Linked DNA regions of Homo sapiens: regions 1 and 2 are each linked to region 3. The links are chromatin contacts, found by Hi-C in ENCODE. All regions are on one chromosome and are shown on one strand. The core of a region is the stretch at or near the end of the contact, and the rest is flanking DNA. Distances in the headings are between cores, read along the strand shown. Region 1 holds the start of CASP9 (caspase 9). Region 2 holds the start of EFHD2 (EF-hand domain family member D2). Region 3 holds the start of IFFO2 (intermediate filament family orphan 2).

Evidence for each region. Hi-C counts contacts between places; a loop is a spot of excess contacts on that map. Pooled maps may share reads with other maps.
Region 1: a map of CD8-positive, alpha-beta T cell shows a loop between it and region 3 (19-fold over the local background). The contact joins the promoter of CASP9 here to the promoter of IFFO2 in region 3. A Hi-C loop is called at or near these places in 4 of 168 maps with a recorded cell type or tissue (B cell, CD8-positive, alpha-beta T cell and naive thymus-derived CD4-positive, alpha-beta T cell), 5 of 37 single-sample maps with no recorded cell type and 11 of 50 pooled maps.
Region 2: a loop to region 3 is called in a map of CD8-positive, alpha-beta T cell, with 8 times the contacts of the local background. The contact joins the promoter of EFHD2 here to the promoter of IFFO2 in region 3. A Hi-C loop is called at or near these places in 1 of 168 maps with a recorded cell type or tissue (CD8-positive, alpha-beta T cell), 1 of 37 single-sample maps with no recorded cell type and 7 of 50 pooled maps.

The regions. Positions count from the first base shown.
Region 1 is chr1:15,521,938-15,526,153 of GRCh38, reverse strand. CASP9 (caspase 9) reads left to right here and starts at 1,939. Exons shown (of 9, transcript NM_001229.5): 1 at 1,939-2,085. The coding sequence starts at 1,954. RefSeq lists silencers at 860-1,299, 1,580-1,969.
Region 2 is chr1:15,408,436-15,413,088 of GRCh38, reverse strand. EFHD2 (EF-hand domain family member D2) reads right to left here and starts at 3,201. Exons shown (of 4, transcript NM_024329.6): 1 at 2,810-3,201. The coding sequence starts at 3,117. EFHD2-AS1 (EFHD2 antisense RNA 1) reads left to right here and starts at 721. Exons shown (of 4, transcript NR_183705.1): 1 at 721-1,183. RefSeq lists silencers at 1,290-1,339, 2,954-3,553 and an enhancer at 2,579-3,441.
Region 3 is chr1:18,954,572-18,958,930 of GRCh38, reverse strand. It overlaps IFFO2 (intermediate filament family orphan 2), which reads left to right and starts at 2,255. Exons shown (of 9, transcript NM_001136265.2): 1 at 2,255-3,263. The coding sequence starts at 2,599. RefSeq lists silencers at 2,073-2,242, 2,813-3,072, 3,313-3,502.

The DNA of each region.
Region 1 (4,216 bases), core at 690-3,189, 3.4 Mb after region 3:
ATCCCTTGCGGATATAAAGAGCTTTCATATCTCCCTGTCTTGTTTTTATTTTTTTCTCTTTGCATTTATCACTATCTAACATAGTATGTCTTATTTATTGATATAGTTTATCACCTGATCCTTCCACTGGAATGTAAACTCTAAAAGCAGGGATTTTGTTTTGTTCACCTTCATGTTCTTAGTGTTTGACTACAGGCTCAATAAATATTCGTAGAAGTGAACGAATGGGGCTGAGGTTTTGGTGCTCAAGAGATTATATTCTAAGGTGGATTCTTAAGAGTGTGGCTTACAGAGTCAGGTTCGGGTTTCAATCCTGCCTGCCTCGGCCACTTAGTACCCAAGTGACCTTAAACATTCGTTTCCCTGAACCCTAGGGTCTACATCTGTAAAACCGGCGGGGGGTGGGAATACTTTCCTGGCAGGATTGTAGTTAAGGATAAGTGAAATAAGCATGAAAAGTGGCTAGCACGATGCCTGGGACTTAGCAAATGCTCAGTAAACAGAAACGATTATTTTTGAAATGTGAAAATGAACCGTTCAGAACGATGGGAGTTTACAGGACTAGATTTCTGCCGTTTTTTTTTTTTTCTGTGTGGGAGGTGTTAGGGTGGGAGGGAGGGAAGAGGGAATGGAAGACTGTGTAAGGTGGGCTTGGTTGGATCAGACACTCGAGTTTGGAACAGTCAACTGCGATCTGGGCACAAGGGCGGTGAGGGGAGCTTATGGTTTTACTTGGGGTGGAGGAGGGGGCTAAGGGGAAGCCATGCCCCGGAGGAGGTTGAATGGGCGGGACAGATCACGGCTCCACTCATGGTTTCCCTCTTGCTGGAAGTGTGACGACTCCCTCCGGATCTCTGTAAAAGCGGGGCTATAGTGAATTCTGGCGAAGGGCCCGCGGTGGACCAGGAACTGGTGCCAGAATTGCAAAAGGGCACCTGCGCCCGGAGTGGGGAGGTGATGCGGGGGCGGGGCGGGGCCCTGGGGGCGGGGCGAGTCGCGGAGGTGCCGCCTTGGGGCGGGGCGGTGACAGAAGGATGGATCCTGGGGGTGAGGATTGACTTTGGGGGCGGGGCGAGAGTGCGAACTGGAGTCTGAGGCTGAGCGGTGACGCAAGGACGATTCTGAGGGTGGAGCGAGGGGAGGGGATTGGCTCTTGGAGGCGGGGCGGTGGCACGAGGCTAGCCCTTGGGGGCGGGGCGGTGGCGCAAGATTGACCTTGGGGGCGGGGTGGGGGCGTGGGTTGAATCCTGGGGGCGGGGCGGTGGCGCGGAATGGATTCTGGGGTCGGCGCGAGGCGCTGAGGTGCGTCCTGAGGGCGGGGCGATGACGCAGAGCGAATCCTGGGGGCGGGGCGAGACCTTCTAGATGCGTCCCGGGGAGTGGGCGGTGACGCGGTGGCAGGTTCTGGGGACAGGCGGTGACCCCAGAATTGACCCTGGGGACAGGGCGAGGCGCGGAGGCGTCCTGAAGGCGAGGCGGTGACGCAAGAGCGAATCCTTGGGGCGGGGCGAGGCGTTGGAGATGCGTCCTGCGGGCGGGACGGTAACGCGGGGGCGGGGCGGTGACGTGAGGTCAGTGCGGGGATACGGGGCGGGTTCTGGGGCGGGGACGCAGTGGTGGATTCTGGAGCGGGGCGGTGACGTGGGGCGGGTTCTGGGGCGGGGCGGTGACGCGGAGCGTGTTCTGGGGCGGCGCGGTGATGGGAGGCTTGGCCCTGGGGGCGGGGCGAGGCGCAGAGGTGCGTCCTGAGGGCGGGGCGGTGACGCAAGAGCGACTCCTGGGGGCGGGGCGAGGCCTTGGAGATGCGTCCGGAGGCGGTGGGGAGCGAAGACTGACCCGGGGCCGTGACGCGGGGGCAGGCCCTGGGGCGGGGGCGGGTCCTGGGGACTGGGGCGGGCGGCCGAGGCCCGGAAGCGGACTGAGGCGGCCTGGAGTCTTAGTTGGCTACTCGCCATGGACGAAGCGGATCGGCGGCTCCTGCGGCGGTGCCGGCTGCGGCTGGTGGAAGAGCTGCAGGTGGACCAGCTCTGGGACGCCCTGCTGAGCCGCGAGCTGTTCAGGCCCCATATGATCGAGGACATCCAGGTGCGCCCCCGGCCCCCTGTCCCCGCGCTGCACGGCCGGGTCCCCACGCCCCTCGAGGAGGCGTTGTGCGGGAGCCTAGCCTTCCCTGTGGCTTCAAACCCCTCAGCGGAGCCAAAGAATCCCAAACACCTCTTAGTCGGGTGTTCGCTAAAGCGATTCCATGCCATACTCAGTCAGCGTACACTGTTAGTGCTTGTGTTTCTTGTGTAAAGGAAAAATGTGAGACACATCTTGAGAACTTTGAATAAGAAACAATTCATGAATTGGAGAACATCAGACTGAAAGAGCTTTAGTGTTGCAATGACAAAACGTCAGAGGCAAGTATTTATTGGGAAAATGTGGAAGCAAAATAAAGAAATTATTTGATTGGTTTGCAGTTACAAAATTGCCTTTTTTTTTTAAGGTCTGTTAATTGACTGCTTTTGGCTGGTCTTAAGTTTTATTTCTCTCTAACATAAGCATTTATCAGATATGACCCAAGTTAAATTTTGCTTATGTTTGCAGTTTAAGCAAGATTTAGGTCACTTAGGATACCTGATTGGTTTTGTCTGCTCAGGAATTCTTCATGGTTGGTCTCCATTTTAATTTACGTTAATACTTGCGAGGAAGGAGGCGTGTGCGTTTTTACTTTTCTAGCATAGAGGTTTCGGGAACCCACTTTGGCATCAGGCTGCCTGGCAGCGTGTTCTTGGGCCAGTCACTTACCCTCTTTGAGCCACAGTTTCTGGGCTGTGAAATGGGAATAAGAATAATACTGTCATAAGGACTAAATGAAATAACGGATGTGAAACTGTAGTGCTAGGCACAGAGCGGGGGATCAGCGTACCCTGCCCTCTTTGGCCAGCCCCTTCTGTGTTCAGTTTATGTTTTGTTAAGAGGTTTTGGAAATGAGGGGACCTGATGCAGAATGGAGAATAATGAAGTCAAACATTTGAGGTTTTGTTTAAAAGCACTTTCCCATCTTTGTCTCATTTGACCCTCATCACAGGCCTGTGAGGATGCAGGAGATATTTCCTACCATGAGGTGCAGTAGGTGTGAGTGGCTGGCTGGATATCCCTGGCCAGTGCCCTGGCCCAGGGAAAGAGTCTTTAAATAATTGAGTATCATATGAGTAATTATTCATTAATAATAAAATAAGTTTTGTGCCTTCTGTGTGGCCCCTACTGGGGAACAGTAATGGTTTGAGGCCACAGTCCTTGCCTTCAGGAATGTTCACGGGGATCACAAACTCAAATGCCCATGGAGGACCAATGGATGGGCGTCATAGTGGATAGCCTTTGCACTGCCCTCCGTCTCCAGCTGAGTATGGCCATATCAACAAATGGCCCAGTATTGCCACATCTTACACTTATTTTGAGGCAGGGTCTCACTCTTGCCCAGCCTGGAGTGCAGGGATGAGATCATGGCTCACTGCGACCTTGACCTCCTGGGCTTAAGTGGTCTTCCTGCCTCAGCCTTTAGAGCAGCTGGGACTTTAGGCACATGCCACCATGCCTGGCTAATTAAAAAAAATTTTTTTTTTGTACAGATAGGAGTCTTGCTATGTTGCCTAGATGAGTCTCAAACTCTTGGCCTCAAGTGATTCTCCTGCCTCAGTGTTGGGATTACAGGTGTGAGCCACTGTACCCGGCCCAGCTTTCACATCTTAAAAAAGAAGCTGAAAATCTTGATTCCTCTGTCAAATTCCCTGGCTTAAAATGTTAGCAACAAATTCAGAAATTTTTTAAGAACCTTGTGGGAACCACAGGTTGCCATTTTGCCATTCAGTATGGCTGAAAAACAGGCAGGTTTTGGAACCAGTTGGATCTGGGCTCTCATCCTGGCCTTGTTACATATTAGCAAGTTGTAAAAAACCACAACCAATGAGCCAAACAAACAGAAAAACCCTATGACTCAGTTTCCCTGAAATTTTTTACCCTAAAAAGTTGGGAAGTTCTAATTTAACTCTATAAAGTTATTGAGGGAGAAAAAGATGAAACAATGCATTTAACACAGTGTTGACCTCCTGGAGTGTTCAGCAAATGTGGAGAGAAACCTAAACACCACCATCTATTTGCATGTAGCCAACTGTTCTGCTAGTGAGACTTACCTTCTCAGTGGCACTGTAGGTCTGTGCTGTTCCCAACAGTA
Region 2 (4,653 bases), core at 1,952-4,451, 3.5 Mb after region 3:
CCACGAGAGCCCGTCTGTTGGCGGCGGGGTTGGGCTCGGTTGGCACAGTGAAGCGTTGTTTCCTTGAATACACAATCTGCAGCTTTCCACCCTCACCCGGGCCCTGGCAGGCAGCACTTGCTTCCCTAGAGGTCCAGCTTCCTGGCCCCTGCCTGCCCCATCAGCCCTCCTAGAACCCTGGCAAGAAGTGCAGGTGCCAAGGGGTAGCTTGGAGGGGTCCAGCTCCCCTCAGTCGCCCTCAGAGTACCTCTCATCAAACTAGACCAGAAACAGCCTATGTAAAAAAAAGTGAGTTTGCTGCGCAAATGAAGCTTCCAGACTGTTCCCTCAGCTGCATGCCACTTCCAACCACACTGCAGCCTCCCAAGTCCCGCTCATTTGAAGTGTCTGGGTTCTCCCAGAACAGCTCCATCTTTGTTTTGGTGGCCAGTGGCAGGGAAGCTGTGGAAGCCCAGGAGAAGGCAGGCTCTGGGGGAAAGGAGAGACGGGGGCTGGGGTTGGGGACATGAATGGACAATCCGCCACGAACACGGAAGCGGGTGTTGGAGAAGGTTTTCCAACATGAAAGTAGATGTCTGTGATGGGAAACCCGGAAGGGGAAGAGCCCGGGATTTGGAGTCACAGACCTGGGTTTCAGTCCTGGCTCTATCATTTTCTAGCTGTGTGGTCTTGGCGAGTTATTTAACACCCTTTGTCTGCACAAAGGTGACGAAGAGCTCTGTGTCACAGGGCTGTTTGAGGGACCTGGTGAGCGCCTCAGCACTATCAGCACAGGGATCTCCGTGGTGTCTGAATCAGCTCTGCACTGCCCGATGGGGGCAGTGACAGACAGTGATCCATACCCACCCCTGCGTCTGCCCACCCAGGAGCATTCACGTTACTCTTCCAGGAATCCTGGAAATCCTGCTCTCCCAATCTCGCCAGTCTTCTGCTGGGAAGAAACTTTAGAAGAACTCCAACCAAACACCGTGGAGCCAAGGACGTGGGCGCCCTGGGACTTTCTTGAAGAGGTTCTGGGCCCTGGGACTTTCTCAAAGAGGTTCAGAGGGGCCGGGGGTCAAGGACTTGATTTTCCCCCAGAAGGACCTTGGGAAAGTATGGGACTCCTCAGCCACCCGCAACTGGGAACCAGAAATCCTTCCCCCTGCCTTGGGGCCAAATGCAGAAGCTGCTGCAAGCTGTGGTGAGTAGGGTCAGAGCCTTTCTCAAACAGTGCAGTTGCAAAACGCCCCTTCCTGGGCTTCCGGCTTGATGTTGGGGCACTGACAGCTGCATGTGGCTGAGGCTGACACCCCTGGTCTGCCCCCACCTCCTGCCCAGCCAAGCGGGAGCCGGCCTTGCCGCATCCCTCCCTCAGCCCTGGGCTGCCTGTGCCAGGTGGGGCTAGACCTCCTGGCTCACCCCCAAGACTCAGCCTCAGGCCAGTTCTATCCCCTTCCAGAACCACTCCAGACCAGCACCCAGATCGTGGAACGAGGCTGTTCCCTCTCCAGGAGCCAGGGGCAGGGGGACAGGGAACAGGAGGTGGGGAAAGCTACCAAAGGGAGGGGCACTGGCACCTTCCCCATCCCCTGGGCACACACATGGCTGGGAGAGAGTGGCTGTGCATCTTAGACCCAACAGAGTGGGACCCAGGGATGGGCCGGAGGGAGCTGGGCCCTCTCTCCCTAGCCCCTCCACAGAGACATTAAGATTGTTTTTGTGGGGGGACAGGGGGATGAGCCCACACGCCTGGGGGTGCCCATCCACCCTGGTGAGGGCACACAGTGTGGATCTGATGGAATAAAGGGTAGGGGTGGGGGTAACAGGGCAAGTCACATAGGAAGGGGCCCCTTTTGACCAGGGTGGGTGTGGGACATGGGGGGTCCCTGTGGGGAGGGAAGGGGATATACGGAGTGGGGAGGAGAGATGGGGGGCCTTGCGACAGAAGCAGGGGAGCGGTGACTGCAAGCTGCTGGGTGCACGGGGGTGGGGCGGGCAGGAGCGGGAGGGAGGCCTTCCAAACCCGGAGGGGACTCGGCCCACAGGGACGACTGGAGTGAGGTTTACACCAGAGGGGCAACAGGGGCCGAGGGGTCCCTTCCTAAGGAGACCACTTGTGAGTGAAGGATTTGGGTCCTGGCTAATGAGTGGGTGGGGATGGAAAGGGCAAGTCTTTGCCCCCAGTTTGCTGGTAGACGCTAAGTAACTGGAGAGGAAGTTGGGGGGATCCCTGCCCAGAACCCACCTTGAGGGAGACCTGAGATCGCAGAGGAAACGAAAAGACCTTAAGGGAGGGAATGTGGTTGGCATGTGGTGTCGAGGGGCACTGGGGTGGGTATCTTTGGCCAGCGTGTGTTGGGGTGGGGGTGGGGAACGCGAGTAGCTGGGATCGGGGAAGGAAGGCCGCTGGGTCCTCAGCCTCGGTGTGTGCGGTGTGGGGTGGTGGAGAAGCCCCACTAACAGCGCGGAGGGCCCGGGACCCACACGTGTGGTGGTGGGGGTGGGGCTCGCGGGGCCTGGCGATTATCTGGAAGGAAGCCTGGGGTCCCCCACTCTGTGGACGCGTCTATGGTGTACCGGAGGCAGCACAAATACGAGTCTCCGCCGCGTGCCAGGGGCCGGGGGTCCCCCAGACTAACGTGCGCGGTGAGATGCCGGGTCTCGATCTGGAAGGGGCCGCCGGGTCCCCAACCCCGGTGCGTCTGGGTTCGGGGAAGCTTGGCTGACGGCAGGCTCCCGGGGCGGAGCGGGATCCGGGGATCGGGGGGTTCGGGGCCCGAGACCGGGTCGCGGGGCGGGCGGGGGGCCGGGTCGCGCGGGCACTTACTGCTTGAACATCTTCTCCATGTCCTTGATCTGCTTCCTGGAGAACTCCTTGAACTCGGTGTAGGGGTTGAAGACGCGGCGGCTGGGCGACTGGGGCTCGCCGATGCCCTGGTTGAGGTCTGCGCGCCGCAGCAGCTTGGCGCTCAGCTCGCAGTCCGCGCTGCCCAGCGCCTCGGCCGCCTCGTCGGGTGCCCCCGCCGCCGCCGCCGCTGCCCCGTTCAGCCCGGGCTGCTCCGGGGTCTCGCCGCCGCCCTCGCCCTCCATCTGCAGCCGCCGGCTCAGCTTGGTGGCCAGCTCGTCCGTGGCCATGGTGGCCCGCGCGGCACTCGCCTTGGCCGGGCCCCTGCTCTCAGCGCAGCGCCGCCGGCCGCGCTCTTCCTCTTCCTGACACTCCCCGGGCCAGGCACCGCCCCCGAAGGTGGGACTTGGGCCCTGGCGGGGACCGCGCGCCCCGCCCCCGCCCCCGGGCCCGCGCGGCGTGCGCGTGATCGCTCCCGGCCGCCGGGGGTCGAGTGTACTCTGCGCGCCCCGCCCGCCGTCGTCTGCCCCCCGCGAGGCTGGGGAGCGCGGCCGAAAGCCATGCCCCTCTTCGTGCCCACTGTAGCAGCTGAGCGGGAGGGGTCCTGCTGGGGGCCGGGGCCGGGCGGGAAAGAAGAGGGCTCCTCCCCCGCGGCTTGGGTGAGGAGCGGGGCTTGCCGGGGGGCGGGGAAGCGAGGGGGGGCGCCGCCCCACCCCCTTCTCCGGAATCCCCACGCCGTGAAGTCATAATCCTGTGTCTGTGACACCCTGTCGGTTGCTATGGAAACGACTCGCTGTTAAACACTGGCGTTCTCAATGAGGGTTGCAGGGGTTCCGAGGCGGACCTGGGGAGCAGAAACCCCTGTTTAGGGTGAACCGTGGCGGGCGCCGATGGCCTCTTGGAAGAGGACAGACTAGCAGCTGCGAGGGAGATGGGACTGGGTTTCACCCCTGAAAGGGCCCCTGGAGACAGCGGGTGAGGGACAGGGGAAGGGGCTGGTGGTCCTCTCTCCCGAGGCCCCGCACCATCACACGGATGACTTGGCACAATAGCTGCTGGGCCAGTGTTGTCGCCTGTGACTGTACTTTAGGGAAACTGACAGGGAGATCATGATGTCGCCATTTTGATGGGGTCCCCAGAGGAGAGATGTCCTCCCCAACGGCTCCTGGACAGGACTGGGGAAAGAGTTCAGATAAGTATCTCTGTGGTCTGGGCTGTCACCTTACAACTGCACAACTCTGGACCTCCAGCATCAGAACCACTGGGGCCTAGGTTAATAATACAGATTTTCAGGCTCCAATTTGGACAGACGAAACTGATCTCTGGGGTGGGACCCAGGAATCTACGTGTAAACAAGCACCCAGGGGAGTTCTGCTCACTGAAATTTGAGAATCCCTGATTTAGAAGGAGGACTATGCTCTGTGCATGTTCTCTGAAATGTTGGGTCAATCAGGACCTGTCTACTGAAACTGCTCCAACCAGCCAAGGTGCAGAGAAAAGATGCGTGCAGGGCCGAAAACCAGGGTGCTCTGGAGGCAGGGAGCCCTCGAGAATGTAAAGCCAGCAAGCTGTTACAGAGTGATTTGCACAGAACAGACACTCAGTTGATATTTGTCAATTTGCTGTGTTTAAGAACCTTGCTGAATTAATTTAAAAGGTATTTTTAAAAGAATGAAATTGAGGAAAAAACCTTCAAGGTTCAGAAAATGTGAAGTTCTCATTTACTTGTTTATGAAATTGTTTTTGAGTCCAATAAAGATGCTCAGCTAAAATGGTTTTTTTGTTTTAAATCTCAGAATTAAGTTTCTCTTAGTTTTGGGCAGTTC
Region 3 (4,359 bases), core at 1,006-3,505:
ATGTTTACAATAACTGTAGTGTGTTACATAAATACCTGTGATTTCTACTAGTGACAAAATCACAGGGACATCTACTTGCTGCCTACATTCATAATCAAAGGATATGTTAAAAACCATTGGCTGGGCACGGTGGCTTACGTCTGTAATCCCAGAACTTCGGGAGGTCAAGGTGGGCGGATCACCTGAGGTTGGGGGTTCAAGACCAGCCTGACCAACATAGAGAAACCCCCATCTCTACTAAGAATACAAAAAAATTAGCCGGGTGTGGTGGCGCATGCCTGTAATCCCAGCTACTTGGGAGGCTGAGGCAGGATAATCTCTTGAACCCCGGAGGTGGAGGTTGTGATGAGCCAAGATCGCACCATTGCACTCTAGCCTGGGCAACAAGAGTGAAACTCTGTTTCAAACAAACAAATAAACAAACAGACAACAAAGCCTTTAGAGATTAGTGAGGCTAAAGGTATAACTTTTGTCCACCCCTGTGTCATGGACCCCCCAGAATTCTATCCTCAGTCCTCTTGGGGGTCCATGAACCTCTGCTTCAAGGCAAAGGGGTTTTGATTCCTTAGGTTAGATAAACAAGAACATCATCAAGAGACGAGAGAACGAAGAGTAAAGGGCAGTGTCCAGACTGGGTTGGGTTAAGCAGAGAAAGGTTTCTAGATGAGTGAGTTTCAGAGCTGGGTGTTTAAGGTGAGTCCGTGTTGGCAGGAAGCAAGGAACTGTGGTTGAGGGAAGGAACTATGGGGAAGGTTTGCTTTTGTGGCTAAATCAAAAACACAGCAGACTAACATCACAGCCACATCACTCCAGGGCAAGCCCGTGTCTCCTTTGTCACCAAGAACACCAAGGCATTGTCCATGTAAGACAGTGTGCCTGTCCTCAAGCTTACATACAAAGAGACAAAACAAACACAAAAGTTAATAACAAGACAAAAATTAAACTGCTAGTAAAAAATGCAGTCGGAAGTATCTGAAACATGCCACATATCTGGTTAAGTGCATACAATGCAAGCCACAGGCGTTCAAAGGTGGGGGTTCAAGGTGGGGGTCACCTCCCCTCTGAGGTTTGCGGTGAGGACCAAATGCGGAAATGGACACGAGGCCCGAGGCCAGCATTGTGGAAGGCCGGTTAGAGCATGCACTTTGGACCATTGTGGCTACTTAACGTCTCAGTGACCTTCTCTGTAAAATGGGGATAATAAATAAGTATGGCGCCTGACATATACTAATGTTTGCAACACGGTTCAGGAGACACCAGAGACTGGAGAACTTGGCCTTTAACGTGGTAGGTGTGAAAACATTTGAATGAATGAATGAATGAATGAATGGGTCCTCGGGTTGCCTCGGTCTGCCCCAGGCGGCCCGCTAAGCCCCATGTCTGTGAAATGAATCCCCAGCTCTCGGGGTCAGCTTCATCTCAGCGTGTGGGTGTGGGTGGTGGGGAGGTGCTGAGCAGCTCAGCAGAGGCGAGGCCCAGGCCGAGTTTGTGGGTGTCATCCCGGGAGGGTCTTGCTCGGCCTCCCCAACCCCCATGCTGCTCGGCTCCTCAGTGGGCGGGGGAACCAGCGGGCTTAGCTGTGCCCGGGCCGATCTCGAGAGGACAAGGCCCGCAGCTAGCATTCGAGGAGCCCACCCCCGGGTCCGCAGCGTGGGGCACGGGCGCCCTCTTATCCCCGAAAGGTCGATCTGGGCCTCCCCAGGCTAGAGTGGGGGTGGGGTGCCGATGCACCTTCGGATACTGTGGTCCCCCAGCCCTTCCAGCCGCGGTCGCGCACATCCGAAGGAATTTGGGGCCAGGGGCATTGCGGGCAGAGAGGACAGAGAAACGGAGCCCTCTCGGCAGGCGACGTGGGAGAGGAGCGCCCTAAAAAGTGGAAAGCGAGCGTTGCCGAGGCTGCTGGCCCCTTTAAGAGGCCCGGCTGGCTCTGCGGCGGTTCCAGCTAACCCGGTCCCTGGTGCAGCTCTGCGGTCCGGGTCCCCCAGCAGAGAATCGGCACCCGGCGGGGAGGCAGGACCAGACGCAGGAGAGGGCGTGGCCCCGCCGGGGAGCTGGGCGGAGTCTATGCTGCGGAGAAAGCGGGAGAACCCGGAGGTGGGCGGAGCCGAGGGTCTGTGGGTGGGGCCCGGCGCTGCGGGCCTCGTGGGGCGGAGCCTCGGGCTCGGGGAACGCCGCAGAGGGAGGAGGGGTGGGCGGGGCCGCGGCGGGGGCGGGGCCAGTGTCTGCAGTGGGCGGGGCCCGCCGCAGAAGGGGCAGTGCCGGCCGAGAGTCCTCTGCGTGCGGCTGCCGCGGCCCCTCCACAGCGTCTCTGACAGCCCGGGCGGTGAGACCCGCGACCCTTCTGGCCCCGCGCAGATACCGCGGCCTCCACCGCGTCCCGAGGAGCGGCCGAGTGCCCTCTCTCGCCTCGGCGCCCGCATCCGGGGCCATCCGTCCTGCCGTCTCTGCGGAGGCCGCATCTGGCGCGCATCTGGAACCGCCCGGCCGGCCGCGCTGGAGCCCGCGCCCACCCTGGCCCGGCCGCGCCGGGAGCCCTGCCCGGAGCTGGAGCCGCACCTGGAGCCGCGGGCCCGGGGCCCTGAGCCGCGCAGCCGGCGCATGGTGAACTCGCTGCTGTTCGGGGAGATGGCCTTGGCCTTCGGCTGCCCGCCGGGCGGCGGCGGCGGGGGCTGCCCTGGCGGGGGCGGCGGCGGCGGCGGGGCAGGGCCGGGTCCGTCGCCGGTGACGGCGGCGCTGCGGGACGACCTGGGCTCCAACATCCACCTCTTGAAGGGGCTCAACGTGCGCTTCCGCTGCTTCCTGGCTAAGGTGCACGAGCTGGAGCGGCGCAACCGGCTGCTGGAGAAGCAGCTGGAGCAGCAGCAGAGCGAGCGCGAGCGGCGGCTGCGCTACAAGACCTTCTCCCGCGAGCAGGCCGTGCAGACCGGGCCCGAGTTGCTGCGGCCCCCGGCGCCCGGCGGCGGGCACGGCCTCAGCAGTGGCGCGGCGGCCGGCGCCAACGCCAATGCCGTGGCCCTGGGCGGCCTGCCCCCCGGCGGCGGCTCGCACCCGCAGCACTACGGCCGCCTGCCCGGGACCATCTGGAGCTACACGCAGGTGCGGCGCACGGGCGGCGGCGGCGTGGAGACCGTGCAGGGCCCCGGCGTGTCGTGGGTGCACCCCGACGGCGTGGGCGTGCAGATCGACACCATCACGCCGGAGATCCGCGCGCTCTACAACGTGCTGGCCAAGGTGAAGCGCGAGCGCGACGAGTATAAGCGGAGGTGAGTGGCCGCCCCTCCCCCGCCGCCCTGGGACGGGGCGCCCAGGTCCAGGCTGCCGCGGAATGCGTATGCGGGACGGGGGCCGGGCGGGCAGCTGGTACTGGCAGGTGGGCTGGAAGCTGTGTTTGCAGAGCGTCTTACGTACGCCAGGAAGGCCCAGTTATCTAGATCCCAGGATGGGGGCGGGCGCTGGCTACCGTGGGGGCCACCTCGATGCTGTCACTGGTGAGGCACATTGTTTTCTAGGTGACATAATAACTGTCTGTGTTTTATGCGATCTCATTTAATTCTCAGCACAATACAGCGTATTGTGTAAGGCAGTCTTATCCTCATCTCGCAGATGAGGAAACCGAGGTGCAGAAATGCTAAGTGATTTGCCTAAGGTGGCTTGGCGAGTAAGTGGTGAAACCGGGATTTCAACCAGAGATTTTAACCACTCCTGGCTAGTCTGTCTCCTAGCATAAGTATTTTTACCAAGGAAGTAGGAAATATGCTCCCCTCCCTCAACATATGAAAAGAAAAACTCTAACCAACCCACTGCCTTTTTATTTCTTGAATTAAATGAGATCACGTTTTTGAAAATGGATGGATCTGCCCCTACCCCCTGGGGCCAGTGTCTGCCGTCTTGCTCCAGCTCTGTAAGGTCCAGCTTGCTGGGTTGGATAACCACAACTACAACAGACTGCTCACAAGCTTTTATAAAATGCCTCCTTTCATCCCTCTTCTCCCCACTCCCTGAGTCTCATGGTTTATTGAGCCCTAACAAACTCAGCCTTAAAAGCCCCCAGGAGAAGATAATGTTGGGCTGGAGACTGGACATTGAATGGACTGAGACCACAATCTCTGGCTAGAACTGGGGTCCAGACTCTGCAAGACTGGCCAGTGCATTCCTGCCTAGCCCAGATTCCCCAGCTGGGAAACTGTCATTGCTTCCTGTCTGCAGTCTGGCCGACAATACTGTCTGCTTGGCTTTCCGATAAGAGGAGAGGGGTCTCCTATCCTCCTCCTCTTCCCATAAGAGAAGAAGGGTCTGTCTTTGGCATCTCAGGCCTGGCTGGGGAAGGGGCCCTCTGGCCCTGGCAATCGCTGTTCCAGG